Regions from separate parts of the Mus musculus genome. Here region 1 is linked to region 2. The links are chromatin loops, found by intact Hi-C in ENCODE. Cell type or tissue: gastrocnemius. All regions are shown on one strand. Links, peaks and the distances in the headings refer to the core of each region. The heading gives the core; the rest is flanking DNA. Region 1 has its middle 36 kb from the start of Zc3hc1. Region 2 overlaps Ahcyl2 (S-adenosylhomocysteine hydrolase-like 2).

Region 1 (15,652 bases), core at 4,939-12,938, 500 kb after region 2:
TCATGCAGGCTATGTTGTTACTTATTGAATATTTCAGTCAACAATGTAATCTAGCTGGGCATGGAGGTTCACACCTTCACGTGATCGCAGCAAGAGAAAGGCAGAGGCAGGCGGAACCACTGTAGGTGCCAGACCACACAGAGCTAGATAGCAAGATTCTGTCTCAAAAACAGAACAAAGAAAACCAAAAGGACCAATGAGCTGGCTCAGCCAGTAAAAGGTGCTTGCTGCCCTGCCTGATGGCCTGCTTTTAATTCCTGGAACTCACAAGCTACGAGAGGACTAACTCTTATAAATAATCCTCTGATCTTATACCTGCACACACACAAATAAATAATTTTTTTAATTGACTACAACATCAGTGGTGAGCCAGGATTACATACTTGTCTGTAATCTCAGCATTTGGGAAGTGAGGAGCAGCAGGAAGGAGGCTCAGGGTCAGCCTTTGTTACATGTTGACTTTGACTCCCTGACACCTTGTCTCAAAAAAACAACAAAAGTGCTTGTTTGTCCAGCAGTGATGACACACATGGATCTCTCGGAGTTCCAGGCCACCCTGGTCTATAGAGTGAGTCCCAGGACAGCCAGGGGTCACAGAGAAACCCTGTTGAAGGGCTAGAGAGATGGTTCAGATGTGAAAAACAGCTGCTGCCTTTCCAGAGAACCTGAATTCTGTTCCCAGCACCAGGCTGGGTGACTCACAACTTCCTGTAACTCTGGCTCCAGGGGATCCCATTCCTTCTTCAGGTCTCTTCAGGTACCTGAATACAGGTGAGCACAAATACACATGTATATATATATGTGTGTGTTTCTGTGTGTGTATGTATATGTATATGTATATGTATATATATATATATATGTGTGTGTGTGTGTGTGTGTGAAAACAAAATAAGAAAAAATATACTTAGGGTCTAATCACCAGGAAATACCATACATACATATCCAATCTGGGAACATGCTTTCAACTGGCGTTTATAAAAGGCCATATGAGAGATGGGACAATGGTTTAGTGCTAAGAGTTCTGGCAGCTCTTCTAGATGACCTAGAGTCAGTTCCCAGGACCCACGTGGCACAATCTGTAACTCTGGGATCCTAAGGTGCCAGGCACACATGTAGTCCACAGACACATGCAGACAAAACACCCATACATATACAAGTAAAAATAAAAAAATTGCTGGGCGTGGTGGTGTACGCCTTTAATTCCAGCACTCGGGAGGCAGAGACAGACGGATTTCTGAGTTCGAGGCCAGCCTGGTCTACAGAGTGAGTTTCAGGACAGCCAGGGCTATACAGAGAAACCCTGTCTCGGAAAAAACAAAAACAAAACTAAACAAAAATAAACTTTTATAAGATCACATGTCTAGAATAACAAGAAAAGTGAATGAGAAACAGGCTCAGGGGAGACTAAATAACTAGTTACAACTAAATGTGGCATGTCAACCTAGGCTTAACTAGTTACAACTAAATGTGGCATGTCAACCTGGACTAAACCCTGTGCCAGGGGAAATGCTTTGAAGGACACCATTGCTACTACTAACAGGATTAGGATATGGGCTGTACATTAAATAAGAGTGTAAACTGGGGCCAGAGAGACATCTTAGTGGTTAAGAGAACCTGCTGCTGTAGCAGAGGACCTGGGTTCTGTTCCCAGCACTCATGTGGTGGATCAGAACCATTCATAAGTCTGGTTCCAGATGATCATTTTCTGGCCTTACCAGACATGAAACATACATATATATGGAATCTTGTTAAAAACAAACAAGCTGGGCTGGAGAGATGGCTGAGTGGTTAAGAGCACTGCCTGCTCTTCTAGAGGTCTTGAGTTCAAATCCCAGCAACCACATGGTGGCTCACAACCATCTGTAATGGGATCTGATGACCTCTTCTGCTGTGTCTGAAGACAAATACAGTGTACTCATATAAATAAAATAAATGAATATTTAAAAAAAATCTTATTGCCAGGCAGTGGTGGCTCATGCCTTTAATCCCAGCACTTGGGAGGCAGAGGCAGGCAGATTTCTGAGTTTGAGGCCAGCCTGGTCTACAGAATGAGTTCCAGGACAGCCACAGAGAAACCCTGTCTCAAAAAAAAAAAAATCTTATAAAAAAAAGTATTGTTAATGGGCTTCAGAGGTGGCTCAGTGGTTAAGAGTACTTGTTGGGCCGGGCAGTTGTGGCACATGCCTCTAATCCCAGCACTTGGGAGGCAGAGACAGGCGGATTTCTGAGTTCGAAGCCAGCCTGGTCTACAGAGTGAGTTCCAGGACAGCCAGGACTGCACAGAGAAACCCTGTCTCGAAAAATAAAAAACAAACAAACAAACAAACAAACAGAATACTTGTTGGTTTTGCAGAGGTCCTGGGTTCAATCCCCAGTATCCACATGATTCAAATGTTCCAGAGTATACAATGCCTTCTTCTGGTCTCTGCAGGCAGCAGGCAGGTATTTATGCAGGACAGACACACACACACACACACACACACACACACACACACACACACACACATACACACACACACACACACACACACACACACACACACACACATTAATTAATTAATAAGTCTTAAAAAAAAAAAAAGTCCTGTTAAGAAAGCTGGGCCACCAGCCAGGCATGGTGGCATACGACTTTAATCCCAGCACTCGGAAGGCAGAGGCAGGAGGATTTCTGAGTTTGAGGCCAGCCTGGTCTACAAAGTGAGTTCCAGGACAGCCAGGGCTATACAGAGAAACCCTGTCTCGAAAAAAATCACACACACACAAAAAGAAAGCTAGGCCATACACTTGCTGGGCACATAGCTTTCATCATTTCTTTGCCTAAACTTACTCCAAATTTCTCCTTCCCAGCCCTGAGCTGGTCTTGCCTTCTACTTCCTACTTGGCTTGGATACTTCCTATCTGCAGGGGGCAGCCTTCCAGATCCCCTCCCCTTCCCTCCTCTCTCATCTCTTTTTTTCTTTCTGTTTTTCTCCCACCAGAATATGATCCAGAGTTTCTGTTATGTAGTAGTCTCAGGCTGAATTCAAATTCATGATCCTCCTGCCTCAAGGCTCACAAGTACTGAGGTTGCAGGTGAAAGCCACACACTGTCAGGATCCAGGGCTCCAGGGCACTTTCAAAATAGGACATTTTTTTCCTTTTTTTTTTTTCTTTAGACAAGGTTTCAGTGTATAGCTCTGGCTATCCTGGAATTCGTTCTGTAAACCAGGCTGGTCTTAAACTCACAGAGATCCACCTGCCTCTGCCTTCTGAGTACTAGGATCAAAGATGTACAACAGTACCACTGGGTCTCAAAGTAGGATTTTACTGTTGCTGTTTTGGTTGTGGGGTATGTGTGTGTGTGTGTGTGTGTTTGTGTGTGTGTAGGTGTGTGTGTTGGGGGATCAGACCTGGTACCGTAGATACGGTCAACATTCAGTGTTCCACTCAACTACACCTCCAGTCCCTCAAAGTAGTTCCTTCAATGTGACGGTTGCACCACGAACTTTGCCACACCCCCAAACTCTTGCAGGTAACTGTAAACATATTATTTGTTCACATAATTAGCACACAGTTTCTGAGGCCCTTCTGGGCCAGGCATGTGCTGAATGCTTGGTTATGTGTAGGGATGCAGAGGACATAGCCGACCTGGCAGTTGAGTTCTGAGGTCAAAGGTCATCATGCTCTGCTCATGCAGTCACCTCTTTCCACATTCAATTTGTCTCACTTATTCCTTGAGCCCTGATGTGACACTATGCTCTGAAGAAACTCAGTCGTCAGATTCTCCATGTGCCCTGAAGAAGATCAAAACGAACTTCTCATCAGAATCCTGTTCCGGTACAAACTGCATTTACCTCTAGGACACCCAGTAACTTTGTTTCGAGGGAAAAGCACTAAGATTGATGTTGCTGATAGTAGAACACCGATGAGCAGCAGCTTCTTGAGCTAGAGGCAGCACATGTGCCTGCCCTGGCTCCACGGAACAAAAACTGCTTTCAGGTGCCAAAGGAAATGGGCGGAAGGATCTGGGCGGAAGGAGGGAGGGCTGCGTGGGCAGGTGTCTGTGAAAAGAGGGAGGGCTGAATGGGCTGGGGAGGGCTGAGTGGGTAGGAGACCCGGTTCTCTCTAGGTTCTTGGTCTCAGTTCAATGTCAGCCAGGTGTCCCAATGTTTTGACATTATGACATGATGTTGCCTATAAAGTTCATGAATCAGAAAACTGAGTTGCAACATTAAAAGAAATAAAAACATCTCAGGGCTGGAGAGATGGCTCAGCCTCTAAGAACATTGGCTGCTCTTCCAAAGGACCAGGGTTCATATCCCAGCACCCACATGGCAGCTCACAACTGTCTATAATTCCAAGATTGGACATCCTTACACAGATATACATGCAGGTAAAACACCAATGCACATAAAATAAAAATAATTTTAAAAATCTTTTAATATTTTAAGTAATTTTATGATTCTGTGTTGGGTCTCATTCCTAGCTATACTGAGGTACATGAAACCCTTGGCTATGGGTTGGACATACCTTGTTGGGTAGGGATCATAAGCTAGATCAACTGCTCCTACAATTTTGAGGCAACTGACAAGCTTGGCACTAAACTGGGGAGGGGTCATCACCATACAGACAGGGAGCACTGCTTCTTGGAGCCTGTGGAGATGTGGTGGCTTTGACTCCCCAGTAGCTTGGGGGTTTGCAAGGTCAGCCAGTAGGAGCTGAAGTTAGAGCCAGGGAGGTGGATGTAAGCTGCCTCATGGTGACTGGCTATCACTGGGTTAGCCAAGAACACAGGGAACGTTGCATTTGGGATTCCTCAGAACAGCAAAGGGCTGGGGCTAGTGAGGCATGGTGGGTCTTACTGTAATCTCAGCATTTCCAAGGCTGAGGAGAGTCAGGAGTTTGAAACAACTGGAGGATGTCCCCACGATCACCTCCATGGCACTAAATTCCTGCTTGGGTAGTTGGAGGGGCACAGATCAGATCTCCCAAAGGCTGTCTAGATTCTTGCCAGGAATGGATAACCCGTTACAGTAGCATTCATGGCAGTTTTGGCATCTGTGACAAGCTGCCATCTCTCTGGGTGGCTTGCTGGTTCAGTGGTCCAAAGGTGGGGCACAGTCCTGATCCCAATGAAAAGGTCATCTGCCTGTCACATTCTATGTATGGCTTCAGATGTCCTGAGCCACTTCCTGGCCCATGGCCTGCTTCTCATTCAGATTCCTCGGGGCGATTTTCCTGCAGTCTCTGTTTTCCAGGCTACCTGTCTTCTCCTCTTGACCCAGTCTTTCCTTCAGCTTTTGATTTTGTTGTGACAGTGTGGTGGCTAATCTTGATTGTCAACTTGACACACCTGGGAGAACTCTCAACCGAGGAAGTGACTGCATTGGGCTTGCCTGTGGGCATGTCTGTGGGGATATTTTCTTGATTGCTAACTGACGGAGGATGGCCCAGCCCTCGGAGGATGGTGCCATCCGGGGGCGGATAGGCCCGGGTTGTATTATAAAAACAGCTGAGCAAGCCAGGGAGAGCAAGTCAGTTACCAGGGCTCCTTCCGACCTCTGCTTCACCTCTGCTTCGTTTCTGTCTCATTTTCCTGCCTGACCTCCCTCAGAGATGGAGATGTAAGATGAATAAACCCTTTCCTCCCCAGGAGGCTTCCAGTCAGAATGGCTTATCACAGAAAAAACAAAACAAAACAAAACAAAAAAACCCCAAAACCAAAGACTGAGCAGGGTGCCCTGCAACCCATACTGGGGTCTGAATGCTGACCTCAGGTCTCCAGGCTTGCGTGGAGCATCATGCTGGCCCTGACATGGAGATTACAGGTATGGACGGCATCTACTGCCAATCTCACTTTTAAACTGGCAGAGTGTTTTCATGTACAAAGTCATACGTAGACTCGGTGCCCTGATTTTCCCCTCAGATTATAGAGTGGTAAGAGACTTCTTGGTTCCCAGGTTCTGTCCTGGAGCCAGGCCAGCATACCTTTAATCAATCCCAGCACTCAAGAGAGACAGGCAGATCTCGGAGTTTGAGGCCAGCCTGGTCTACAGAGAAGAGACCCAGGACAGCCAGGGCTACACAGAGAAACCCTGTCTAGACAAATCAAACCAAAAAATAAGAACAAAAAAATGAAGGGTTCTGTCCTGGGGAGTTCCATTATGAGCCCCGTCTAATGGGGTGGTACTGAGGGTGAGGCCGGACCATCTCCTGACGGACTCCTGCTACAGGAGCCCAACTGCTCTCTGCCGACAGACACAATCATCCTGTGTGGAGCTATCTTAAAGGCCAGAGTGGGGAGGCACCCAGGTTGGCAGCTTAACCAGAAAGCCAGTCATTATGACACTGAGGTCATTCTTTTAGTCAGCAAGGCCAGAACTAGGTCTCCCTCCACCCTCCCTCCGCTCCCTCCCCCAGGGGGGCAGTCTGTAATCAGGCTCACTTCAAGAAGGGTAGAAAGCATGAGGGGCTGTGGGCGGCAACAGGAGCGCTGAGGCTCAGATGGCAGAGGGTGTCACCAACCCTCTAGTGCTGTGGGAGTTGCGGAGAGAGGCCAGGCAAAGCTCTCGGGCAGGCGCTTGGTGGTCTACTCTCCTGGGGAGCAGAGAACTTCATTCCTACCCCAAAAGGATGGCTCCCTTAAAACAGACAAGCATCATGGTACATACCTGTGATCCCAGCACCTGCAAGGTAGAGGCAGGAGGATGGAGAGTTTAAAGCTGACTACAAGAGAACCTGTCTCAAATATCAAAACACAAGGCAGGGTGAAGGGGCACAAGCCTTGAACCCCAGCTCGTGGGCGGCTTGGCAGGCAGAATCTCTGAGTTTGAGTCCAGCCTTACAGTCACTACATAGCAAGAGGCATGTCAGCCAGGCTTACAGAGGGAGATACAGACCCTGTCAGGAAAAAAAAAAAAAAAAGGAAGGAAGGCCGGGTTGTATGCCTTAAGTCCCAGCACTCTGAGTTCGAGGCCAGCCTGGTCTATGGAGTGAGTTCCAGGACAACCAGGGCTACACAGAAAAACCCTGTCTCAAAATAAATAGATAGATAACTAAAATAAAACAGGGAGGGGAAAAAACAAAAACAAAAACAAAAACAACCAAGAGAACAGGTTGGTGAGATGGCTGCTGTTATGACAAGGACCCACCTAAAGGTAGACAGACAGAATCAACTCCAAAGTTGTCCTCTGACCTCCACTCTTGTGCCATGATAGACCCCTCCAATCACACACACATCTTTTTTTTTTAAATTAAAAAAAAAAATTAGGGGCTGAAAAGGTGACTTAAGAGTTAAGAACAAGTGTTGCTCTTCCAAAGGACGTGAGTTCAATCCCATACGTCTATGTCAGACAACTCACTTCCTGTGACTCCTGCTCTAGGAGACCTATGGCTTTTGGCACACACACACACTCTCCCTCTCCTTCTCCCTCTCAAAAACAGAAGCAAAACAAAACAGCACCCACCCACATCACTTCCTGTTTCTTGCCCGACCTCACTCACGGCCCCTTTGGCTTTTTTTTTTTTTTTTTAATAGGACCTCATGTAGCCCATGCTGGCCTTGAACTCACCACTTATCCAAAGCTGACCTTGAACTCCTGACCCCTCTGCCTCTGCCTCCCGAGTCTGGGTTCACAGCTTTCCATGTTGGCCTTCTAGTGCACAGATGAGCCCTGCTATGGGTGCAAACATTCCCCTCACAGAGGGTACCCCCAGTTTTTCTCCTGCCACACCCTTGCCTCCCTAATGCACTAAATCCAAAGAGCTGGGGACTTTCTTGTCATTTATCCTCATTTTTAACGCCTCAAAGAATGTTTTCTAACTCTGTTGTGATTTTAAGACTGATTTTTTGAACCACGGCACCCATATTTGCCCTCCTTTTACTTTGAAAAATTCCTGGGCTAAGTTTATGGGAACTGAGCCCAGATCACAGCTGACCACTGAGGAGCAAGAGAGCTGGGGCCCCTGCAGACCAGTAAGGTTCAGGGAGAGGATGGAGGTGTGGACCGTGTGGTGGAAGGAGGAGGCCACTGCCCTGTTCATTCTATGCCTTTTACTTTGACCTGTGAAGTGATTTTTCCAGAGACTCTGGGATCCCAGCATTGTGCTCACCTCGCAGTAGGCATTAGGCCTTCTGGCCTCTGATCTGGGGTGCTCACCTGCCTCAACTGGCTTTCTGAGGGGAAAAGAGGCAGGAAGTGGTGCAGCTGACCAGACTGAGCACAGGGAAGGCGCTCCTGACTCCCTGTGGCCTGCTAGTCCAGATCCAGGCTCAAGTGGCCGCAGGATAGATGACTCAGGTAAGCCGTGCAGGCCAAACAGGCAGTGTCCACAGCCCAGCAGGCCGGGCCTATAATTAGCTTGCCTGTTGTCTTCTTAGCACCATCTCCTAAGGGTGGCCCTGCTGGGCCCTGAGCCAAGGCTGGAGGAGGCTGGCAAGAATGTGGTTATCTCACTTGGTGTTTGGTTGCCCAAGATGCTGCTTCCCGATGCTTCTAAAACTGGGCATCGAGCTGAAGTACCAGCACCTCTGCTGATGGGGGAGAGCCACTGGGCGAGAAGAATCCTTCCCATAGCAAGGATGAGCTAGCGAGACATTCTGGGATGTTTTTGCCTGAGCCCAGTGCCCATTTCTTTTCCTCAGACCCAAAAGTCCCTACAGCCTGGAGACACGGGTGGCCAGGTGTGCAGCTAAGGATTGCTTAGCAACCACGTAACAAACATCAGGTCCCTTAGCTCTTAAGCAGCCCTTTGACATAGACACTGACTACTCCTGCCCCTTTTACATATCAAGAAGCAGAGGCCCCAGGAGCTGGCTCAGAAGACAGACTGATAACAAGGGCATCCAGTATTTGAGTCCAGATGGCCAGATCCCGACTGACTCTGAGCTGGCTTGGCCACAACCTGTGTGCCGTCTTGGCTGTCACTCCCCACTCTGACCTTGGCTGAATGCAGGGAGTCAGGCCATAGTCTTTGCAACTTTGTGTCTGGTTCTACCGCTGGACAGGTATGGAAAGGGCACTGGGTGGAAGGCCCTCCCTTCCCTGGCCCTGGACAGCCATGTTTACTTCTGGTTGGGAAGTGTGGCTTCATAGGCACCTGACTGACCTGACGGGGTGGTAATGAACTCATGACCTGTACCACTGACTCACGGGCCAAAGCTGCTTCCCCACTCCATTCCTCAGTTTCCCCGGTGGATCAAGGGGCAGTAATGACCTCTTTGTGTTCCGTGCCGCCATGAATCGGGGTCAGTGAGCATCAGTCACACACCCTGGAATGCTCACAAGGAAAGGGTCATCTGCCGGGCCCGAGCTGCACGGTTGCCCGTGATGACATTGCTCTGGCCCTTGGCCCTGTGGCCACGTCCTCCAGGTTTTGTTACTGGCTTAACTCTGTGGGCTGGGTTTGGAGTGACTCAGCCTGAGTGTTGGTGACACCTTGGGAGGACTGGCGTCAGTGCAGCCATGTGGAGCAAGGTGGCTGCCAGTGGCTCGTCTCCTCTTGTGGCTTTCTCTTCTGGCTTCCCAGTCAGTCTGGTCTTTAGGCATTTCTGCACGCCTCTAATGGTGGATACAATGTCTCTAATGCTGGATACAAGGGATTAGCCCTGAACTTTAAGGAGAGCATCCTCAGGAGTGCCTTTAATCCCAGCACTCGAGAGGCAGAGGCAGGAGGATTTCTGAGTTTGAGGCCAGCCTGATCTACAGAGTGAGTTCCAGGACAGCCAGGGCTATACAGAGAAACCCTGTCTCAAAAAAAAAAAAAAAAAAAAAAAAAAAAAAAAAAAGGAGAGCATCCTCCACTTCTCTGGATCTTCACTAAATACATTCTCTTTCCTCTTCTCTGGGCACCCACCTCCATGCTGTCCATTTTCCTATCACTGGACTGGTCTGTGCTACAAAGCAGGCAGCCCCAACTTCCAGTCTACACTGACTTAGACAAGACAAAGCCAGATGCTGTGGCGAGGCTGGCGAGGTGGTGTCTGCCTTCCATAAGAGCGCTAGGGAGGCACATGGAGGTGGGTCTCTGTGTCTGAGGCCAATCTAGTCTAAATAGAGCAGAGGTTCTCAACTTGTGGGTTGCAACCCAACGTGGGAGGGGTTGTCAAGTGACCCTTTCACAGGGGTCACATAAGGCCACCGGAAAACTGGTATTTACATTACCATTCCTAAGTGTAGCAAAATTAATTAGTCATGTAAAAAGAAAAAAAAAATCACGAGAAACTGTATTAAAAGGGCCACAGCATTAAGAAGGTTAAGAACCACTGACAAAATTTCCAGACCAGACAAGGCTACAAAGTGAGACATTTTCTAAGACAAAACAAAACAAAACAAATCAAAACACCCGAAAAATGATGCAGAAATGAGGGTGAACCATTTGGAAAGGAGAGTTGTCGCCCAGGGCCTGTCCCCCAGTGATTGGTGGCGGTGGGTCCGTGGTTGTTTGAAAGGCAAGCTGGAGTTTAATGTGAAGCACTGGCGGCACCTAATGGCTCTAGTGGGTACTGCTAGTATTACAGCTTGACACTATAGCTAACCTGACCTTGAGTCTGGACTAAATACCTAAGTTTTTGGAAAGTGGGCAGATGCTATGGCTCTCATAAAGGGGAAGTTTTCTAAGTTTTCTAGCCATTTACTACCTCATACGTCACATTTTCCTGGATGTCTAGTTACCTACAGAACACAGATCACTCTAGTTACACACGTTTTTGACCCACATTAGATAAAGAGCAACTTAAAAACTCTGAGTATCATTCCACTATATGAATAAACTACATTACAATAATAGTCCTGGGCTGGGGAGATGGATCAGCGGGTAAGAGCACTGACTGCTCTTCTGAAGGTCCCGAGTTCAAATCCCAGCAACCACATGGTGGCTCACAACCACCCATAATGAGATCTGGCATGTCTGAAGTCAGCTACAGTGTACCTATGTATAATAATAATAAATAAATCTTTGAAAAAAAAACAATAATAGTCCTTTGATTTTTTTTTTGAGGCAATGTTTTTCTTGTTTTGTTTTGTAAGACAGGGTCTCAGTATGTGGGCCATCCTGGAACTATGTAGGACAGACTGGCCTCAGTACACACAGCTTCACCTGATTCTACCTCCTGAAAGGTGACATTAAATGCGCCCGCCACTGTGAATGACTACACTATTTTTTAGATCTATTTTCTGCATATGGGTGTGTGTTCTGCATGTATGTTGATGTGCCACGTGCATACTTGGTGTGAGAGATGACCAGAGGGTGTCAGGTTCTCTAGAACCAGGGTTATGGATCATGTGGGTGGGGAAAACTGAACTTGGGTCCATTTTAAGATCAAGATATGCTTTTAACCTCTGAGCCATTTCCCTGGCCCTTACAATAATCATTTCAATAATTTAAATGATAGTCTCCCAAGCTATACTCTGTAATCAATTACCAGATGTTTAGGTTATCTTCAATTTATTTCAAGTAGAAATATATAAACATTGTCATGCATATGTCTTGTCTTTTGTGGAACCTTGGCTAGACTTTGGATACAGATGGTCCAAACTTGAATGTTGGCCCTCATTGGCTAGTGACTTTGAGCAAAGTATTATGTTTCAGCATCCTCATTTGTGAAAAGGAATAGTGATTATATGGGGCTTTAATGATGAAGCTAGGCCTCGTGTGTAGGCAAATGTCTGAAAAAACGAGTAAGATCAGTTTTCCAGTGTCCTCCTGCTGAGCACTGCTCTTCCGTCCTCCCCACCTCCCTCACACTGCACGAGAAGCACATTCTAGACACAGCCTTGACTCTTAAGATGGCCACAGAGCTGCCTCATTTGTGGGGACTACAGTGCAGCTTCCTTTCTATTGGCTCTTACTGGGCTAGACAGGACTGGCCTGGAACTGAACAGACTTTGAAAAGGGTCGCGTGTGTGTGTGTGTGTGTGTGTGTGTGTGTGTGTGTGTGTGTGTGTGTGTGTATGTCTGGTCTTGACTTCTTCCTGAAGGTAGTGAAGGCCTTCCTGGTAGATAAATCTGGAGTCCTAGGCATTTTGGTTCCGACTTCTACCCCCTGGTTGCTGGTCACTTTCGTCTCTACAGCTCACTGATGTACTGGGTAGACAGCTCAGAGCATCGAGTACAAGGTCAATAAACGGATTAAAACACTCTGACCCTCAATCCCTGTGACCTCACTGCCCTACCCAGAGGCCTGTGCACGGTCTCCTGGTCCTCCATTGGTTTCAGCTACATGAATCAATTTAGTTAGGGAGGCACTGAAAAGAGAACATGGGCTAAAGATGGAAAGAACAGCCTCTCAATGAAGGGCTCAAGTGTAGCATTCTCTCCTAAAGGCATGGGTCAGCGGGCCAGATGACGGCTCTATAAAGCCAAAGAAAACCCAGAATAGGAAAGGAACTAAAAATAGTTAGGAAAGCTTGAGGAGGAAGCGTCTGAGCTCTTGGTGGTGGTCAGGCCATACAAGCAGCTGTTTTTGTTGCTGAGACAGAGCTGGGTGGAAAATAGTCAAGAGCTGGGTTGAGAAGCAGTCCCAGTTGTCTACGGGTGTGATGACCAAATGTGGAAAGCCCCTGAAAATAATGTCCCACTCGGTGAGTCTATTACAATTGGCTAAAATCTACAAAGAGCTAGGAAACTAGTGTTTTATGAGCCGTGGCAACACAATCCTCCTTTCTACCGAGGCAGAGCTCAGCTCAGGGCTTGGGAAAAGAGAATCACAGAGTCACGAGGCCTGAGTTATTCCCGGCTGCAAGGCAATGGAAAGAGCAGAAGGTTGGGAGGGAGGGACTGGAGTGTCACTGTCTGCCACACTCCAGCTATGACAGAGTGAGGGATCAGATATCTTCGAGCGTCAGTCTTCCCCTAGGCAAGCAAATCAGCTTGCATGAGACACCCGACCTCTGCCAAACAGAGGCTCCTAGAGGCTCCAGTGCCAACCCTGGCAGGTCAACCACAGGGCTGGGAGGATGGAGAGAAGAGAGTCTGGATGACCTTGACTCTCACTAGGGCTAAGGACAGTGAAAGAAGGTGCAAACCTGGGAAACAAAGAAGGGGGAACTGGGAGCTGTTACCCAGAAGACAAACAGAGGTTAGTCAGCATCCCATAAGACTGCCCAATAGAATTAATAAAGTGGGAAATCTTATAGGATTATTTTTGTGGGTAATAAATGTATTAGTCTGTTTTGTGTTGCTGTTAGAAAACACCCAAGACTGGGTACTTAATAAAGAAAGAAGCTTTTTGGTCATGTGGTGGTGGCAAACGCCTTTAATTCTAGCACTCAGGAGGCAGAGGCAGGTGGGTCTCTGTTCTACAGACTGGATTCAAGAACAGCGAGGGCTATACAGAGACACCTTGTCTTTTGTTTTGTTTCGTTTTTTAAATTTTTCAAGACAGGGTTTCTCTGTGTTCCCCTGGCTGTCCTGGAACTCACTCTGTAGACCAGGCTGGCCTCGAACTCAGAAATTTGTCTGTCTCTGCCTCCCAAGTGCTGGGACTAAAGGCATGTGCCACCACACCCGACGAGAAACCCTGTCTTAAGAAAACCAAAAAAAAAAGGGCTGGTGAGATGGCTCAGTGATTAAGAACACTGTTTTTCCAGAGGTCCTGAGTTCAAATCCCAGCAACCACATGGTGGCTCACAACCATCTGTAATGGGATCTGATACCCTCTTCTGGTGTGTCTGAAGACAGCTACAGTGTATTTATGTATAATAATAAATAAATCTTTGGGCTGGAGCGAGCAGGGACTGAGTGAGCTGGGCCAACCGGAGTGAGCAGAGGTCCTAAAAATTCAATTCCCAACAACTACAAGATTCACAACCATCTGTACAGCTACAGTGTACTCATATAAATAAAATAATAAATAAACAAACAAATAAATAAATGAGAGCTGGAGAGATGGCTCAGTGTTTAAGAACACTGACTGCTCTTCCAGAGGTCCTGAGTTCAATTCCCAGCAACCACATGGTGGCTCACAGCCATCTGCAAAGGGGTCTGAATCCCTCTTCTGGTGTGTCTGAAGACAGCAATCGTGTACTCATATACATAAATAAAAGAAAAAGAAAACCAAAAAAGGAGGGGGGAGAAAAGAAAGAAAAGAAAAAAGGCCACAGTTCTGAGGGCTAAGAGCACAGTCAGCGTTTCTAGTGGGAGACATGTAAGACAGCGATCCCAAAAAGCTTAGGGTTTCTCTGTGTAGCTCTGGCTGTCCTGGAACTTACTCTGTAGCCTCAAACTTAGAAATCCTCCTGCCTCTGCCTCCCAAGTACTGAGATTAAAGGCATGTGCTACCAACACCTGGCCTTTTTTTTTTTTTTGAAAGTTTAACCTTTTTTTGTTTTGTTTTAATTTGTTAAAAATCATTTTATTTTGTGTACATGTATGTGTGCAGTAAGCATATAACACCATCCACATATGGAAGAAATCTGTTGTCTCCTCTTCTGTGGGGCCTAAGGATTGGTTTCAGGTCAGCAGGCCTGGCAGGCACTTCTACTCACTAAAGCATCTCTCCAGCCCACCGTTTTGGGTTTTTGAGACAGGGTTTCATATAGCTCAGGATGGTCTGGGATGCTCTATGTAGCCTTGAACCCTTGACCCTGCCTCTACCTCTCACGTGCTGGATGTAGGAATGCACTATCATGTCTGGTTTTTGCAATGTTGTAGGACCAAACTTGGGGTTTTATGCATGCTAAGCAAGTACTCTTCAACTGAGATGCCTACATCACCAGCCTTCCAGACAAAGTCTAAACAAAGTACTATTGTGGTAACCATACCGGTCCCAGGAAAACCAGAATTCACCCTATGAGGAAAGCGTCAGTCTCTGCTATAGGCCCAACTTCCATCAATGGAACCTCTCCTAGTCTCAGAATGTTTGGGTGAGAGAAAAAAAAAAAACCATTCAAACCACAGCACTAAATTAATAAAAAGAAATAATTATCTTTTAATGGGACATTAAAAACAAAATTCAAGCCAGATATGGTGGCTATGCCTGTAACCCCAGCACTCCAAGTCAGGATCTTGAATTTAAGGTCAGTCTAGGTTATTAGAGAGAGCCAGAGCCTGCTCTCAAAAACTCGGAAGTATCTGGGCAAACAGATCAGATAAAAAAGTGTGTTCGTGATAAGGTGATAAGTAAAAGGACAGGGATTTAATCCTCTAAAATCCACGGCTGGGTGCAGATGTGTGCCTGTGATCCCAGCTCTGGGGAGATGGAACAGAGGATCCTTGGAGCTGGCTGGCAGCTAATCTAGCCTTATTGATAAGACTCAGGCTCAAACAAAGTAGACTGAGTTCCTCAAGGTGACATCCAGGGTTGTCCTATGCCTTCTACACATACAAACACACGAATGTACAGCCACACACATGAACATGCACACACACACACACAACTATAAAGAATCAAATCAGCCAGGTGTGGTGGTGCACTCCTGGGATCCAAACTCTTGGGAAGCTGAAGGAGAAGGCTCAGGAGGACAAGGTCATGCCCACTCACACAGGGAAAACAGCCCAGGCTGGGTTACAATGTCAAACAGAGGAACCAAAACCAGAGGGGCCGAGAAGGTGAAGGGATGGCTCAGTGGTTCCTAGTGCTCACATGGCAGCACACAATTCCAGGGAATCAGACACCCTCATCTGGCCTCCACAGGCACCAGGTGTGCCTGTGGTGCCTAGATATACATGCAGA
Region 2 (15,652 bases), core at 4,626-12,625:
GTTTGTTTTTCAAGACAAGAGTTTCTCTGTGTAGCTCTAGCTGTCCTGGAACTCTGTAGGCCAGGCTGACCTCGAAATCAAAGATCCATCTGTCTTCCTCTCGAGTGCTGGAAATAAAGTTGTGTACCACCACTGCACATGCCAGCTTCATGGAATGTAACTGCCTCAAACAACAAGAGTCAGTGTGCTTTGCAATTTTGTCTGCATGGATTTTAAAGCCCCCAACGCACATTATAGCTTACTTGAGTACAAGTTTCAGAAGTTTGCTTCTAGACAATAAGTGATTTTATTTATGAAAAAAATTCCCTCAGTTGTTTTTCTGCAGTGCGGGGATTGTACCTAGGGCCTTACATGTGCCAGGCAAGAGTTCTCTACCATCAAGCTGCATCCCTCAACCCTTTAGATCTTCTCTAAGAGTCAGCAATTTACTAGCCATACCAGGTGCCACATGCCTTTAATTCCAGCAGAAACAGGAGGATTTCTGAGAGTTGGAGGCCAATCTGGTCTACATAGTGAGTTCCAGGACAGCCAGAGCTACATAATAGAGAAACCCTATCTCAAACAAAAAAGGGAGTCAACAATTTTTACTTCTTCTATTTTTGTTTCTTAAACAGGTAATTGCTTATGTTAGGATGCAGACATAGCCACTTTCTAACGATGGCTATGCTTGGTTGACTTGCTGTGGAACTCTATGGACTGTGTATATTTGGTTATGAAGAGAGCTGAAAAACTAAAGAAGTTTTGCAAAGTAATTGGATTCATTTTTTGACATGAGAGTGGCAGGTAGAGGGATGACAGTAGTGCTTGTCACAGACATCAGGACTGTTGATAGAGTGTGTGGGAACTGAGTAGTACATTGGAAGTGGCCGTCATGCTCAGTCTTTCTTCCCATGATTTCTCATGTCTGTCGTTTCGTTTTCTTCCGGATAATCTGGAGAACCAGACTGGCTGCTTTAAGATTGACCTTAAATTGTTCTCATTTCTGGCTGCTGCACTCTCCCTTGAAAGTATCACAGCGCCATCTTCCCTGAGAGTGTTTTTATCACACCATTCTGCAGAGATTGCTGCCCTACTTAGAAACTGGCTTGGCTGCTCCTTACCTACCTCCAATTACTATCTGCCACTTCTCTTTCATTAAACCAGTGTCTTTACCTACCAGCTTAGTTCTCTTACAGTCCCCTCCCTTCACGTTGATGTATTGTCTCATGGTTCATAGTGTAGAAGGGGAGACCTATTTTAGATGTAATTCTTTCATCCCCTTACCACCACAAAGTTCTCTATGTTTACTCCTGTTCTCCTCCTGTTATAAATAAATATATTGCATGCTAATATATAATTATATCTAATAATGTAAATATATTATTGGCATTATTTTGTCTACTACACATTTATTTTTCTCTTAATAGATGAGCAATGTTGTATATCCTTAATGTAGAAAATTAGAAAATGTGCCAGCAATTTTGGAACCATTAAGTCTTGTTAGTCTCATAATGCAAATAGTGGTTCTCAGCAGCACCACTGTACTCCCCAAGGATACATTTGTGGATTCACCGTCTGCAGACCGAAGATAGTAAAATAAAAGTTGTGTCTGAATAATTTGACTTTATCTCTTATCATTATTCCTCAAACAATACAGTATAACTGCTACATGGCTTTTACTTTTTATTAATTATTATGAACTACCTAGAGATGGATTATAAGAAGATGTGTGTTCTATATAAATACAAGACCATTTACTTATCAGATTTTGATGGGGGAAGGGCATCCTGGAGCCAGTCTCCACCCCCTACTGTTGAGGGAAAAACGCTACTTAATATATGTTGATTACAAGGGATTTCCAAACACTTAAGGTTCCCCAAAGTATTATTAAAAGGCAAAGACAAAACTGGCTGTAATGTTATATGCCTTTATCCTAGAAATCAGGAGGCTGAATTGCCATACAGCCAGTACCAGGCCATCCAAGACTATGTAGTTAGACCTGATCTAAATGGAAAAAAAAAAAAAAAAAGAAAAAAAATCACAGACAGGTGTTTCATCTCTACCTTAAATCAGTCAGTGCTGTGGGGTCTAAAGGAAGTTAGTTGTTCATTTCTCAGATACTGACTTCTGGGCTTACACATGTGCATTGTCAGCGAGCAGTCTACTACAAAGCTACACTGCTACCCTAACCTAGATAACTCTGGTATTGAAAATGTTCTTATCTATGAGTGAGATGTAGGTGTAGTGACTTCTAAAATTTTATCAAGCTACAACCTTTTGATTTGTTTTTTGTTTTGTTTTGTTTTGTTTTGGTATTTGTCACATATGGTTTCTCTGTGTAGCCCTGGCTGTCTTGGACTCAGTTTGTAGACCAGGCTGACCTTGAACTTGTGAGATCTGCCTGCCTCTGCCTCCTGAGAGCTGAGATTAAACGTGTGTGCCAGTGTACTTTTTATGTAGATAAATTATGTTTCTAGAAAGTTTATTTAAAAGGAAAGACTATAGTAAAAACTATGCATTTGACATTTAATAACCACACACTTCAGTATTTTTACCTGCCACTTTCAGTGCCCAATCCCATAAGAATGCTGAATGTAAATTCTTTCTCATTCTGTTTTTTTTAGGGTTTCAGAAGTTTTAAGATAAACCTTGACTTTTCTTGGAGGCAGGTTTGAGGCGGACTGAACCCTGACCTAAGTATGTCTGAATTTGCTATGTCAGGAGAATTGTGGGTTTAAGTCCACACTCCACTCCCAGGTTAAAAGACGTAACAGGAAGGGAATACAGTAGCTGGGTGCTCAAGTGTACTGCAGTCTCTAACGGCTTAATTGCTTATCTGAGAGACCTGGTTGGATTAGTAAGTGGCAGGAGGGTACACAGCTGCCTCCCTGGTCACAGCTTGGTTATGCCTGTTTCTGTTTGCCTTGTCACTTCTTCCTCACACCTGTCTCCTTTCCTTCTCCTTCCCTCTGAGGTCCCTGTCCTAGAATCATCTTCTCTCAGCAGCTTGCATTCACTGTTTGTCTTGTAAGCGTTAACCACCTGAAATACAGGAATAAGACGCTAATCTCAGGGAGAGCTTAAACTCTAGTGTGGAAATAAGCAAATATGACCAACTGCCATATCCATATTAATGTGGACTATGACAGGGGTTATTTAGTAATTTGTGGACTTGAGTCTATGTTTAACCTTTTTATTTGTGTATGTGTATGGTATGTGAGTGCACACATATATATGCTTGCCATAGCATGTGTGGGGAGGTCAAAGAACAACTTTCCAAACTCAGTTCTTGCCTTCTATGTTTGTTTTGAGACAAGAATCCTCTTGTGTCTTGCTGCTGTACTGCTGCGACCAGGCGAGTGAGCTTCGGGCATGCTCCTTTATAATGCTCCTTGGGACTTCGTTTTGAGTAAAGTAAGGCAGTTTTGGAGCATTATAAAGAAGAAAGTGATTTGATGAGATTTAAAATAAAGAAGGTACTGACAGTCGTGTATATGTAAGTGAATTCAGCATCTCTGTGGGCCTCCACAGGTGGAATAATAGCAATAATAGTAAAGTTCATACCGCCCTAGGAGCATCCAGCTGTCCTTGCTCTTTTGAGTACTTTTTACCATTTTTATTTGTTTTAATACAAGGTTTCATATAGCCTAGCCATATTCTCCAGCCCTGCCTCCTGACTGTGGGATTACTGATGTGGGTCACTACGTCTGGTTCTGCTTTTTTGTTTTGTTTTCATTTATCATTTTGTTTGTTTGTTTGGGGTGTGTGAGTGTGTGTGTGTGTGTTTGTGTGTGTGTGTAAAATATGTGCAGTGGTACTTGTATGGAGGTCAGAGGACAGCTTCCCGGGGTGGGTCCTCTCCTTGCACCGTTTGGATATTTGGATTACAGACATTGAGCTGAGGTTGTGAGGCTTGGCAGGAAGCTCACTACCCAGTGAGTCATCGCCCCTGTGCCCTACTCTGCTGTTTACTTATTAACTTACTTGATCCTCTCAAAACTTCCCTTTAACAGAGGAGTAAATAGGCACAAGGAGACTAGGTAATTGTTCAAGTTACACAGTGAGTGGAGAGGCTTGGCCAGGCAGTCTAATGCTACTCTGCTATACCTGGTTAAGGCCAGTGTAGCTTCCTGGTACTGGGTTTATGTAAACATGCATATTAATCTTTATTTTAAAAATATAAGGCCTAGAACAATGGCTCAACAGTTAAGAGCACTTACTCCTTTAAGTACCCAGGTTTGGTTCCCACTACCAAGATGGCAGCTTACGCCATCTATAATTCTAGTTCTAGGGGATCTGCTGCCCTCCCTGGCTTCCCCGGGCACTGGACACATACAGTGCATGTACATATATACAAGCAAATACTCACACACATAAAACCTTTTTAAAAACCAACGTTATAAGAATAGTATTGTTATCATGTTTTAACAGATGAGGTAACAAAGGCTTTAAAAAGTATTTGGTTTGCCTGATGATAGCCCAGAAAGTGTTGGAGCTAACCTAAAGCCTGTTAAATCTTCACCAGTTTCAGAACATGAGGAAACTGAGAGGTGAGAGTCCTCCCATGAGTGAGGATGGGAGACGGGAGGGAGGGCTCAAGTCCTGCTATCATTGGCATTTCAAGCTTGAGGAGGCGTGGTAGCATCCTGTTCTGACAAGATGTTTGACACAAACAGCTTATAAAGGAGAAGGTCATTTTGTGTCATGGTTTCAGATTTTCATCCATGGTCATATGAGCACTTTGCTGGTCACCACAATCTGGTCACCAAGTCTTCGACACATCCAAACCATAACCAGGTATGGGACATCTGAGGCCTACCAATTCAAACCAACCTCATAACTAAGTAGATTGATCTTTGAACCCAGGTGGCTAGGAACTTTAGCCTTTAATAACCAATAGCTTCTGTGACTAAAGAATCATGACTGCATTTTCTTATGGCCTCAGAGACACTAAGTGGATCAGAAATACTGAATGTTGGGCTTGAATGTTTGGATCTTTTCATAGTCCACTTTTCCCCTCAGTTTGTCATGAGAGTCATCAGGTGATTTGCCCAAGACATAGGAAGTCACAGGAACAATCTTCGAGGATTTTCTAATTCATTGCCCTGTGCCTTGTGGCTCTAGGTTCCAAATGCTTGAAGCTTGTACACATAGTGACTTCTCTATGTGTGTGCTTTCTGACTTTGACCTCCAGAAGTCCTACCTTGATGCCTTTTCCACTGTGAGCATGTGCTTGCTCTGACTTTGGGTTATTTGGCATAGCCTCAGAGGTTGTGATTGTTCTGTGAAGTCACCACTGGTAGGAACACAGCTGGCATACAGGATGTTTAGCTGTTTTTGGAATTAAAGCAAGCTTCTTGAGTTGTGATATAGATGGCTTCTAGAGTTAGTCTAGTTTGTTGAGCTTGCTAGCCCCTCACCTAAATGCTGTTGTAGTATAGTCATGTGTGGAGTCTGCGTCACTCCTGCTCTGGCTGTGAATGGATCTTGTAGGATACATTATAACGAAGGGTAGTTATTGGGATCAAGTTTCTAACATATACCTGTCTCTTATGTCTTCCAAAGTTCATGTCAGTTAATGTGCCCTAAAGTCTAGGCGAAATAGCTGTTGTTTTTTTATTGTAGAGACAGTACAGAAAGGGGAGTAACACTGTAGCTTTCAAATGAAGTCTGCTTTAGTTAAACCTACACTAAGAAAACACAAGTTATGTTTAGGGTGCCAACATGATATATTTTCTTCAGTGTATTGCTAATTCTAGTTCCCTTCAGAGTCATTTGCTTCCATGGTTTAACATGACCATAAAGGCAGTCGTCCCTGTCTATTCAGTCATTATGTGAGGAATATAAACAAGAGTGTTTGGTAATTAGTGGTCATTGACATGTAATTCTAAGGGTTGGGCTCCCCTTCAGCAGTAACACAGACTTTTGACCTTGCTTTGTTCTTAAAGGCTCCATTATTGCTACAGATCAGAATGGTTTATAATTGATTTGGATCAAGCAATGGAGAGTAGATCATATATCCTTGCAGATTTAATATAATTAAGGATTAAATGCCTTCAAAACCACACCACGAAATAAGTCAGTAATATTAATCCTTATAGATATAAAATAATGTACCAAATCTTATAAAATGGGCATAAACATTTTAAATATATTGACTTTTATAAGTTTTCCCTATAGTGTTATAAGATACCCATACAGCGCACAGAATTTTAGAACTTACATTATCATTTCTTAGGCTTCTCCTGCAAGCCAGGCACTGTAGTCAAATCAAAGTTGACTAAGCCCCTAAGAAGCCTGCAGTCTATGAGGAGTGAGCCCACGGGTGCAACAGTTGTGATGAAGATGGCTAGGCATGGTGCTGTGGCCAAAGAGCAACATTAAACAAAAGAGAAACTCTTCATTTTAGGGGAGGTTTCATGAGGACACTTATTTCAGCCAAATTTTGGAGAATTTGAATAAGTGAGGGTGAAGGTGGTAAAGGTACTAAACACATTTTGCTTGAGTAGAGGCCTGAGGTAGGAAAGGGCGTGGCTAATGAGGTGTCATTAAGGCCTCAGTATATGTTCTCTTCCCAAAGCCTCTATCAAACTGGGAGATGGCAGTTTTATTTCATTTTTAGATTGGAAAGCTGGTGGGATAGTGAGGGTAAGTCGTGGCAGCATCTCACTCAAGATTGTCTGATTACAAAACCAGCCTGCTCATGGCTGCCACCCATGTGGTCTTCACCACAGGAGATAGCAGGTAATACAACTCACAGGCTCTAGGCCGCTAGCTAGTCAGTTATTGATGTTCTGCCTTCCCTGGCATCTTCCAGCTACTCTTCCTAGGTATTACAATCCTTCCCTGTGTTCCATACCCAAAGGATTCATTCTTTTAAACTGTGAAGCCTAAGTGGGGGAAGCCTGTAATCATAATTATAGTATGATTATTAGCGTCAAAGAAATGAAGCTTGCATCAGAGATTAGCATAGTGCTGGGCTGGCAAGGCAGCTCACCAGCTGACCTCTGACCTCCACACACGGACTTTGGCAAATACTCCCCTACACACATCTTTTACACACATAGCAATAATGAATGTTTTTCCTTCAGGTGGGATCTCACTATGTAGCCCCAGCTGGCTTGGAACTCACTCTGTAAGTAGACCAAGCTGGCCTCACACTCAGAGATCTGCCTGCCTCTGCTTCCCGAGTGCTAGGATGATAAGCATGTGTCACCATGACTAGCATTAATTTCTTACGAGTCCCTGGTGTTTCAGGTCTATGTTATTGGGCTTCCTATGGCAGGGACTGAACCTACATACAGCCTTGCACACAGTGGACAACTGCTTTATTCCTTGGCATCTCTCAGCCCTTTTGTGGTACTCTTGTTTTCTTGAATCTGGCCTCATACTCACTATGTTACTGAGAATAAATAACCTTCAACTCCTGATCGTCTTGCCTTCATCTCCTAACACTGGGATTGTAGGAATGTACCACTAGGTCTAACATCTCTCTGGTCTCCTCCTCCTCCTTCTTCTTCCTCCTCTTCCTTTTCTTTCTTTCTTTTTTTTTTTTTAAGATTTATTTATTATATGTAAGTACACTGTAGCTGTCTTTAGACAACCCAAAAGAGGGCATCAGATCTCTTCATAGGTGGTTGTGAGCCACCATGTGGTTGCTGGGATTTGAACTCAGGACCTTCGGAAGAGCAGTTGGTGCTCTTAACTCTGAGCCATCTCTCTAGCCCTTCTCTTATTTTTCAAGACAGGCTCTCACTGTGTAGACCAAGGTGGTCTGGAAGTCATAGAGATCTGTCTGCCTTTGTTTCCATGCCCTATGTTCCCAGCCTCTTACTGGATAGATAACATCCTCTCGAACTAAGCAGATAGATCTGCTTTGTGTATATAGATAGATAGATAGATAGATAGATAGATAGATAGATATAGATATAGATATGTATATCAATCACATTTTTTCAAGTTACGTTTTCTTTACAAATTTCAGAAATGTGCAGAAAAGAGGAAGCTTATATGGGGGAACATAATGCAGAAACAACTGGGATCCTTTCTAATCAGATGGTTTACATAGGAAAGGATACTGTGTTGGCATCCTGTTTCATCCTGACCCCAGACCCATGAGGGAAAATCAGCATTGGACTTTCTCGGCACTTGTCTGAGACCCCTGGGTCTCCTGTATGCCCTCACTGGGACCGGGATTTGGGGAGGTGGGGGTGTGTGGGAAGGGCTGGCGAGCAGTTCTGTCTAGCCTCTGTGAAACATTCCAGTCAGCATTGTGCTGTTTCTATAACAAAGGCCCCTTAGACCTTCTTGTGCCATCCCTCAGGGAGCCAGCAGAGGGAGCTGTGGTCCCAGAACTTTTTTCAGCATTACAAGTTTTAGCTTTGGGAAGAAAAAAACCAAACATCTTTCCTGACTTCATCTGAACTCCGATGCAATAAGAATTTAACTTGAGATAGGTGGTGGTGCCAGCCCCCTGGTGGGAGCAGACCAGGAGCTTCTCTAGCTGCTTGAACTTGAAAGCCATAAAGAACTCCGATTTCAAGGAAACGCCTGTTTACTGTACTGATCCAAATCAGCAGCTCTCAAGAAAGGGGAGTGCCTTCTTGACCTCGATCTTTATTGATCTTGGTATCAGCACTTGCAGTGACGTGTCCTGAGGGGGCGGGAGAAAGTTAACTAGGGCCTTATACTCAGAAGAAAGCCAGCCTGTTGCTGAAGGAAGTCTGCACAGAGGCGATGGTCTAGAGTGCCCTATAGGCACTGCAGTGCAGAGCTTTGCATCCGCTCTGATTCCGAGTAGTAGGCAGAGGTTTTGAGGCTGGCTGGTAAGAGATTCGCCAGGTGGTTGGCTCAGAATCTTGATCTGAACAGGAAGCTTCTGTGAAAAGAGATAAGAGCTTCTTTTAACCCCTGACCCCCGAGTCACTGGGCCTGTGGTGTTCTCTGTGGTCTTCAGGTAACCCTGGCCTTTGCAGACCAGCTTTCCATTTTGCTTCAGGACATCCCTTAGCCAAGCCTGCACTATGGAGAAGTGGGACGGTAATGAGGGCACCTCCGCTTTCCACATGCCTGAGTGGATGGTGAGTTCTGCTGCTTTCTCCTTCTGCTGCTTCTGACAGGACAAGGACCACTGCTGGGATCTAGGCTGGGCAAACAGCCACTATCTTCTGATTACCTCCTGTGCACTGGGTCTCTCCTGTGTGGTAATTGCCAGAGAGTCTAGGGAAGGGGAGGTAAAAGCAGGTAGGCCGGAGCAGCGGACTGCCCGGTGGTGGGTGCTGACCTACTATGCTGATTGATGTACTGAGCAGATGGATTGTTCTTTGATTGTTTTGTATTCTCTTTAAAGTTAATGTTAAGTTGTGCTTCGTGGGTATAAAATAAAAAAGAATATGGGTAAAGGAAGACACAAAACTAGAACTTATAAAATGTTACATTCTCCAGTATCTAGAAAATCTAACCATTTCTCCCTTCCCTGTCTTTTTTAGTCAGCTCCTTGTAGCAAGTGTATTGCTACAAGGCAAGAGTTTTACTTCTCTTCATACAGTGTTCCCAGATACCATATTTGCCTGATAAATAGTTTTAGTAAAATAATTTTAAGTTGATATTTGTTAATAAGAACTAGCACATAAAACCAACCTTGTGAAGCATGGTGGCACAGGCCTGTCATCCCAGCACTTGCAGGGTAGCAGCGGAAACTCAGGAGTTCAAGCCCAGCCTTAGCGACATAGTGAGTTTGAAGCCAGCCTGGACTCTAGCTGGTCCTATCTCAAAAACAAAGAGTGGCAAGTCGGCTGTTGATTTAAAAACTCTCTTAATTACATTTTGTTATGAGGGGAGGTGTTCACTGTCACAACACACATTTGTAAGTCAGAGGACAACTTGCAGGAGTCAGTTCTCCCTTCTGGGAAATATATCTAGTTCGGCTGCAGGGGTTTCTGTTCGATGATCTATCACCAGTCCCTTAACTGTTGATTTGAAAAAACTCCTTAGTGTCCTGACTGGTTTCTTATAACTCCTTGGACTTCTTGGACCCTGTCTATGTATTTCCCTATTATAAACTTGTTAAACTTTTATAATGCATTCTAAATTCTCTTTAGTTTATAGAGTTAGGGACTTAAAGAGATAACTATTAAAATAATAAGATTAAGTATATAGCAGATGTAACAAAGGCACAGTAGAAAATTCTACCTGTATATTGTGATTGTGAGGCTAGCCTGGGCTCTAGCTGGTCCTATCTCAGAACAAATGGTGACAATTTGTCATTTAAAAAAGAGATTTGCTTCTTTCACATCTGTGTGTGTGCCTGCTTGTCTGTATGCTCACCTCAGGTTTGCAGGTGCCAGCTGATTCCAGGAAAGGATGACAGATCCCCAGGACCTAGAGGTATAGGCTGTTGCGAGCTATCTTATGTGAATGCTGGAAATTGAACCCAGGGCCTCTGAGAGAGCAGCAGGTATTCTTAACCACTGAGCCATTTCTCCAGCCTATGTATGTCATTTTTATAGATGCTATTGGTATTGTTTTTAGTAATTTTTAGTATTGCGCTCATTTAAAAGATATCTGATGGAAAGCAGTTGTATTCGTAAGACGATTTCAAATGCAGTGACTTGGACTAATGGAAATTACTCTCTTCATTCTCTGGCTAGGTTTTTAACTCGTGTTTTGATTTTGTTCTTTGTTTTTGAATCTCCAGCAACTTAGTAATAACCTAAAGAGTAGGAAATTTGGTTTTGTTATAGGAGGGACCATAGCGAGACACTAAATTTCGTTTCTGAAAAGGAGTACTACAGGAGAACCCTACTGGACACAGCCATACCACTCCAGAGCAAAACAAAGGTTCTCGTAATTTACATTGTGTAAAGAGCAGTCCTCCTCGTTGTCCCCAGATAACATGTCTGCTCAAAAAGAGCTTCTCCCGAGACTGCTCCTTTTGCCTCTCTGCTTATGTGGACAGAAAGCTCTCCTAAGGGACTTAGGACTGTTTCTTAAGGCATGTGACCAAGGGCTTCCTAGTGTATGGAGGGCATTTTAAATATTTTGATGTATCTCTCTCATTTGGCCTTTATTTAAAAAAACAAAACACACACACAAAAAGACAGGAAAATCTCTTTAATCAGTAGGAAAGAAGTGCAGACCAGAAGAGAGAGGCTTATCTTCAGTAATGCCATGAGCTCAGTTGTTCTTTCTTCGACTTTTGAGGCTTTCTTTCAGATACTGCCCAAGTCATTAGCTTCTGATCTGGTCTGAAGGTGACACTGATAACTGCTTAGCCAGCAGCTAGCCCTATGCACCTCTGGTGCATTGCCTATAGATTTTCAGATCTCACCTGCAAACTGTAGAAGTGCCTTTTAATCTCCAATAAAAAACTCTGGAGCCAGATCCAACGTGCAGACAAAATGTCAAGAAATTTTTAACAAATGTCTGCCTTACTTTTCAGTATGTAGATTAATGTAATGAACTCACTACTGCAATGGCTCTGCTGCTGAAGGACACAGAGGCCTCTCACATGCATTTTCTGGAGGAACATAGAGCAGAGTTGTACCCTGCCACCCAATGCCCATTGTTAGTAATCACCAGCAAAGGGTCGTGTGTGCCCTGAGATTGATGGAGGATTCAGGCCATACTCTTTCCTGATATGTCTTGGGCCTTTGTAGGACAGTCAGGACAGAGTATGGAAACCCCAAGCTCAGTAAATGACAAGGTAGACCTCATAGGTGACACTCCATCAGTCACTGGAAATTCCTGCTGAAACCTCTGCTCCTCAGCAGTTTTCACATGAAGGAATTTCTTACCTTTATCCAGGCAGTTAAGATGCTGGGTTATTGGAGGGCTCACTCTGGAAAGATTTACTACCGTATTTTATTCTCCCTGATAAACCCTCGGGCCCTCCTGTCAGGTAAAGCATCTTGTTCTGGACCCGTGTGGACAGCAGTAAGTGCTGCTGGGTTTCACGTTTCAGTGTTCTCCTCCTGCACTCTCTGCAGTGCTTGGTAGTCCTCCATGTGGACTCTGGTTGCTTAACCTTCTTGAGTACAGAGCCAGCTTGCTGCAGTATTCTTTGGGCAAAAGTAATCCTTTTTTTTTTTTTTTTTTTGTAGGTAAAGAGTTATTTAGACTGCTCATTTGGTTTGGAAATCAAATACTCTTTAGGAGAATTTGAACTATCTCTGCTTGGCAATAAAACCTAAACTTTATGCATCACTTTTAGGCATCTGTGTATTCTAGGTTATGAGTTTTTACCTTAAAAGAATAGAAATATTAATATTTTAGATTTGTGTATCATTATGTAGCCCTCAAAACCTTCTTGTACCCTTTTTTTTATTAGATATTTTCTTTATTTGCATTCCAAATTCCTCTTGTACCCTTATTTTGGCACATTTTTATGTGTTGTGGTGCTGTGTGTGTAGATGCTGGAGGACAACTTGGCTGTGGTTCCTCGGCACTGACTACCTCTTTTTTAGACAGAGACTCACTGGCCTGGAACTCACCAAGTAAGTGACCCTGGCTGGCCAGCGAGCCCCAAGAATCTGCTTGTCTTTGCCTCTCACGTGCTGGGATTAAAAACTTGGGCCACCAAGATGGCTCTCTTTACATGAATTCTGGAGACTGAATTGAAATCAAACTCAGGCAAGCATATTTGCCTATAGTGCCAGAGGCTCTAAGTTCAGCTCCCAGCATCACGGCTTAAATAATAATACCACCACCTTGCTTTTTGTGAAATTAAGATAATAATGCCGACTTGGTGGATTATTGTACCTGGCCCAGGACGGTGGCTCAGCAAGTAAGGATGCTTGCTGTCAAGGGTGGGCCTCAGTGTGATCCTCAGAGCCCACGTAGGAGGAGAGAACTGGCTCCCACACTGTCCTCTGACCACCTCCCCACCCCCACATGAAATATATGTAGTAAAACATCTTTTAAAAGATACTTGCATACACTAATAGAAATAACCTGTGGGCTTGCAATACGCATTAGCACATCACCTCTTCAGAGAAATCAGGGAACACTTTCTTTTCCCTGGAAAGAAAGACTAGCTTTGCAAAACAAGCTATTATGTTGGCCTTTCTTGCTCTCGACAAGCAGTTTCTCCTCCCCTTTCCTGTCCTCTCCTCCTCTTCCCTCCCTTCCCTCTCTACTCCTCTCCTCTTTTTTCTTTCTCTTCTCACTGTCAAATCATATCCCCACCCAAATCTATAGCAGGCACCTAGTGTAGCATTCCTTGGGTTCCTTTCAGAAATCAGAATCGATAAGAGAGTTTTACTCTATTTGGTTAAATCTTTGTTTGGCATGTAATAAGGTCACTGTGATTCTGGGACCTCAGTGATAAATTCTCCCTTGTGATCACACCTTCCAGGAAACATTTTTTTTTTAATTGTGTAGAGAGTTTGTATGTGTGTGTGTGTGTATGTGCACATCAATGTATTGGGTGTGCGTACTCAACATATGTGCATATGTACACCCACCGTGTGTATAGAAGGAGAAGTTAGAGAAGGATATTGGATAGCTTTTATTGCTGTCTGCCTGTTGCTTTAAGACAGGGTCTTTCCCTGACCCAGAAGCATGGAAGCTCGCCATCTCCACTAGGCTGGCCGGCCAGTGAGCTCCTAGGAGCTGACTCCACACCAGAGTGCCTGGGTAATAGTGCACCCGGCCACGCCCAGCATTTTACTTTGGTACTGAGAATTCCACCTTATCTCCCCCCACCATACTTCAAAACAAGGACTCTTGACCGTGGAGCCCTCTCTCCAGCCAAAACATGCCTTGCCTTGTCTCTTCTTCTTAAGTAAAAAGTGAATGGGATCACTCAGTACTAAATAAGCTTCCGTCTTGAGATAAAACTAGATACTGAATGTAGAAACCAGCATAGAAAATATGCAAACTCAGTCATGGTGGTGCATTTGGGGAACTAAGGCAGCCAGGACAGCCTGAGCTGCATTGTGAGACTCTGTGTATAAATAAATATACAAATAAATTTTAAGGAAATAATTGAGAATAAAAAAAAAAAAAGAAAGTTGATTTCCTTGGTGATAGAGCTAAATCTAGTGTCCCCTGCCTGGCTAACCCAAGGGCAGAGTGTAGGTAGCATGGGGCTTCCTGACCACTTGACATCATTCATGTTTTTTCTTCCTCTCTTTATAAATTCCCTCATTGTTTCGGTGGCTCTGTAGTTAATTTTTTTCTAATGAGGTGAGGTTAACTAAAATCATCTGACATAGAAAAGGAGGAGGTAAAGTTAAAAGGGAACCTAATGAGCAAGTTAATTATATCAGGAAAAAGTGCACTGGTTATATAAATGAGCCATTGATGTATGCATGCATGTTGGACCTTACCTAGGGACTTGTTAAGGTCAAAGGAGCTGTGTAATAATGTGTTAGGAAAAAAATAATAAAGCAAACCATCCAGGGCTAGGAATGGCCGCTGAGCTGCTAACAGAGCTGCCTCATTATTAAATCCTGTTGGACGGCTGAAAGGGTTGTTGGAGCTGCTTCAGAGATAGCCACCTCCCTCAAAAGGGAAAAAAAAAAAAAAATAGAAGCAAGCTGGAACCAGAGCCAACAGAAGTGCTGATGAGGAAAGTTTAAAAGACCTACCACAAGGGTCCTTGGGCCAAAGAGGTGTCCTATTGCCGGCAATGTCACTGTCTGCTGGCTGGTAGCGTCACTATGCTGAGCAGCAAGAAGAAATACATTGTCAATAGCAACTCTGGGATTAAAGCCCAGGTGAGGCTAAGCTCCTGTTTGCCAGTCTTACTGCGGCGGCCATTACCACCCAAGGCAAGCTGCTTATTCCCTCTCTCCCCTCCTGTCTAGCCTTCATCCTTCCCTCTGGCGTGTGGTGAGTTACCCATTCTACCAGCCACTTTCTTCCCTTGCCTCGGTGTTAGACAGTGCTCAAGTGGAAGAAGAGGGGTGCCTGCAAGATCTCTGGTTTCTATAAGGTAGGAAAGTTAGGTAAATCTTGGAAGATCCTGCCAAGGTACCGAAACTCTCAGGGCAGATCATTGTTTTACAGAATTGACTGTGAGAGAGCAGTGTAATGGTACTGATGCAGCCACCAGAGGTGCCCCACTTAACCACGTTTGTTATCGGTGAATAGTAAACCCTTGTTATTGAGAAACTGCATAACTCACTATATTAAGTGGTTTCTCATTAATACTCTTGTATATTAAAAAGATGAAGGGGGCTTGAATTTAGTGAGAACTTGAGAGCCATTCTCAGTGTACGGTCTGTTTCCTTAGAAAGAGCCGAAGTCGGTGCCAGGATTCCAACAGCTGAGACTATAGGACAAGGAGCTCAGTTTAATGACACTACCTTGTGATGACAGAGCAGCTGGGTTTCTGCATGACAGTGTTAGGCTATGTAGGGGCAACTCAGAGGAGTGACTGGCCCCCTCTAGTGGTCAGTATGTACACCTACCTACCTGTCTGTGTGCACACACATGTGGCTGTTATGCCAGTGTGTATGGTTGGCACAGGGAGGTGGTGTTGCATATCTGAGGTAAGATTTATCTTTTAAGCCTTTTTAAAAAAGGGGTGCTCTACTGAAAATGTGGCTTTATTGTGGTCTTTAGAAAGATGTTCATTCCTTTTCCTTGATGGGCCTCTGAGAAAGAATGAAGGCATGTAGTTATCGTGAACCACATCGGTGACCTGAATGTCGGCATTTGCACTTGA

Evidence for each region. Peaks named below come from ENCODE experiments on the same cell type or tissue, not always from the same donor. Only the 100,000 strongest peaks of a DNase experiment are listed, where the experiment ranks them.
Region 1: it touches region 2 in a loop (4-fold over the local background); 11 of 42 quality-filtered maps call a loop at or near these places.

The regions. Positions count from the first base shown.
Region 1 is chr6:30,347,515-30,363,166 of GRCm38, forward strand. No RefSeq gene overlaps it. Among named protein-coding and RNA genes, the nearest start is that of Zc3hc1, 36 kb to the right of the region's middle. In gastrocnemius, for the core only: a CTCF peak has its summit at 8,276; DNase peaks (open chromatin) are centred at 8,386, 8,891, 9,313, 10,004 and 1 more place; H3K4me3 peaks cover 692 bases; H3K27ac peaks cover 6,213 bases.
Region 2 is chr6:29,845,081-29,860,732 of GRCm38, forward strand. All of the region lies in intron 1 of Ahcyl2 (S-adenosylhomocysteine hydrolase-like 2), which reads left to right. Among named protein-coding and RNA genes, the nearest start is that of Strip2, 64 kb to the right of the region's middle. In gastrocnemius, for the core only: a CTCF peak has its summit at 8,311 (motif pointing right); DNase peaks (open chromatin) are centred at 8,326 and 9,128; H3K4me3 peaks cover 391 bases; H3K27ac peaks cover 487 bases.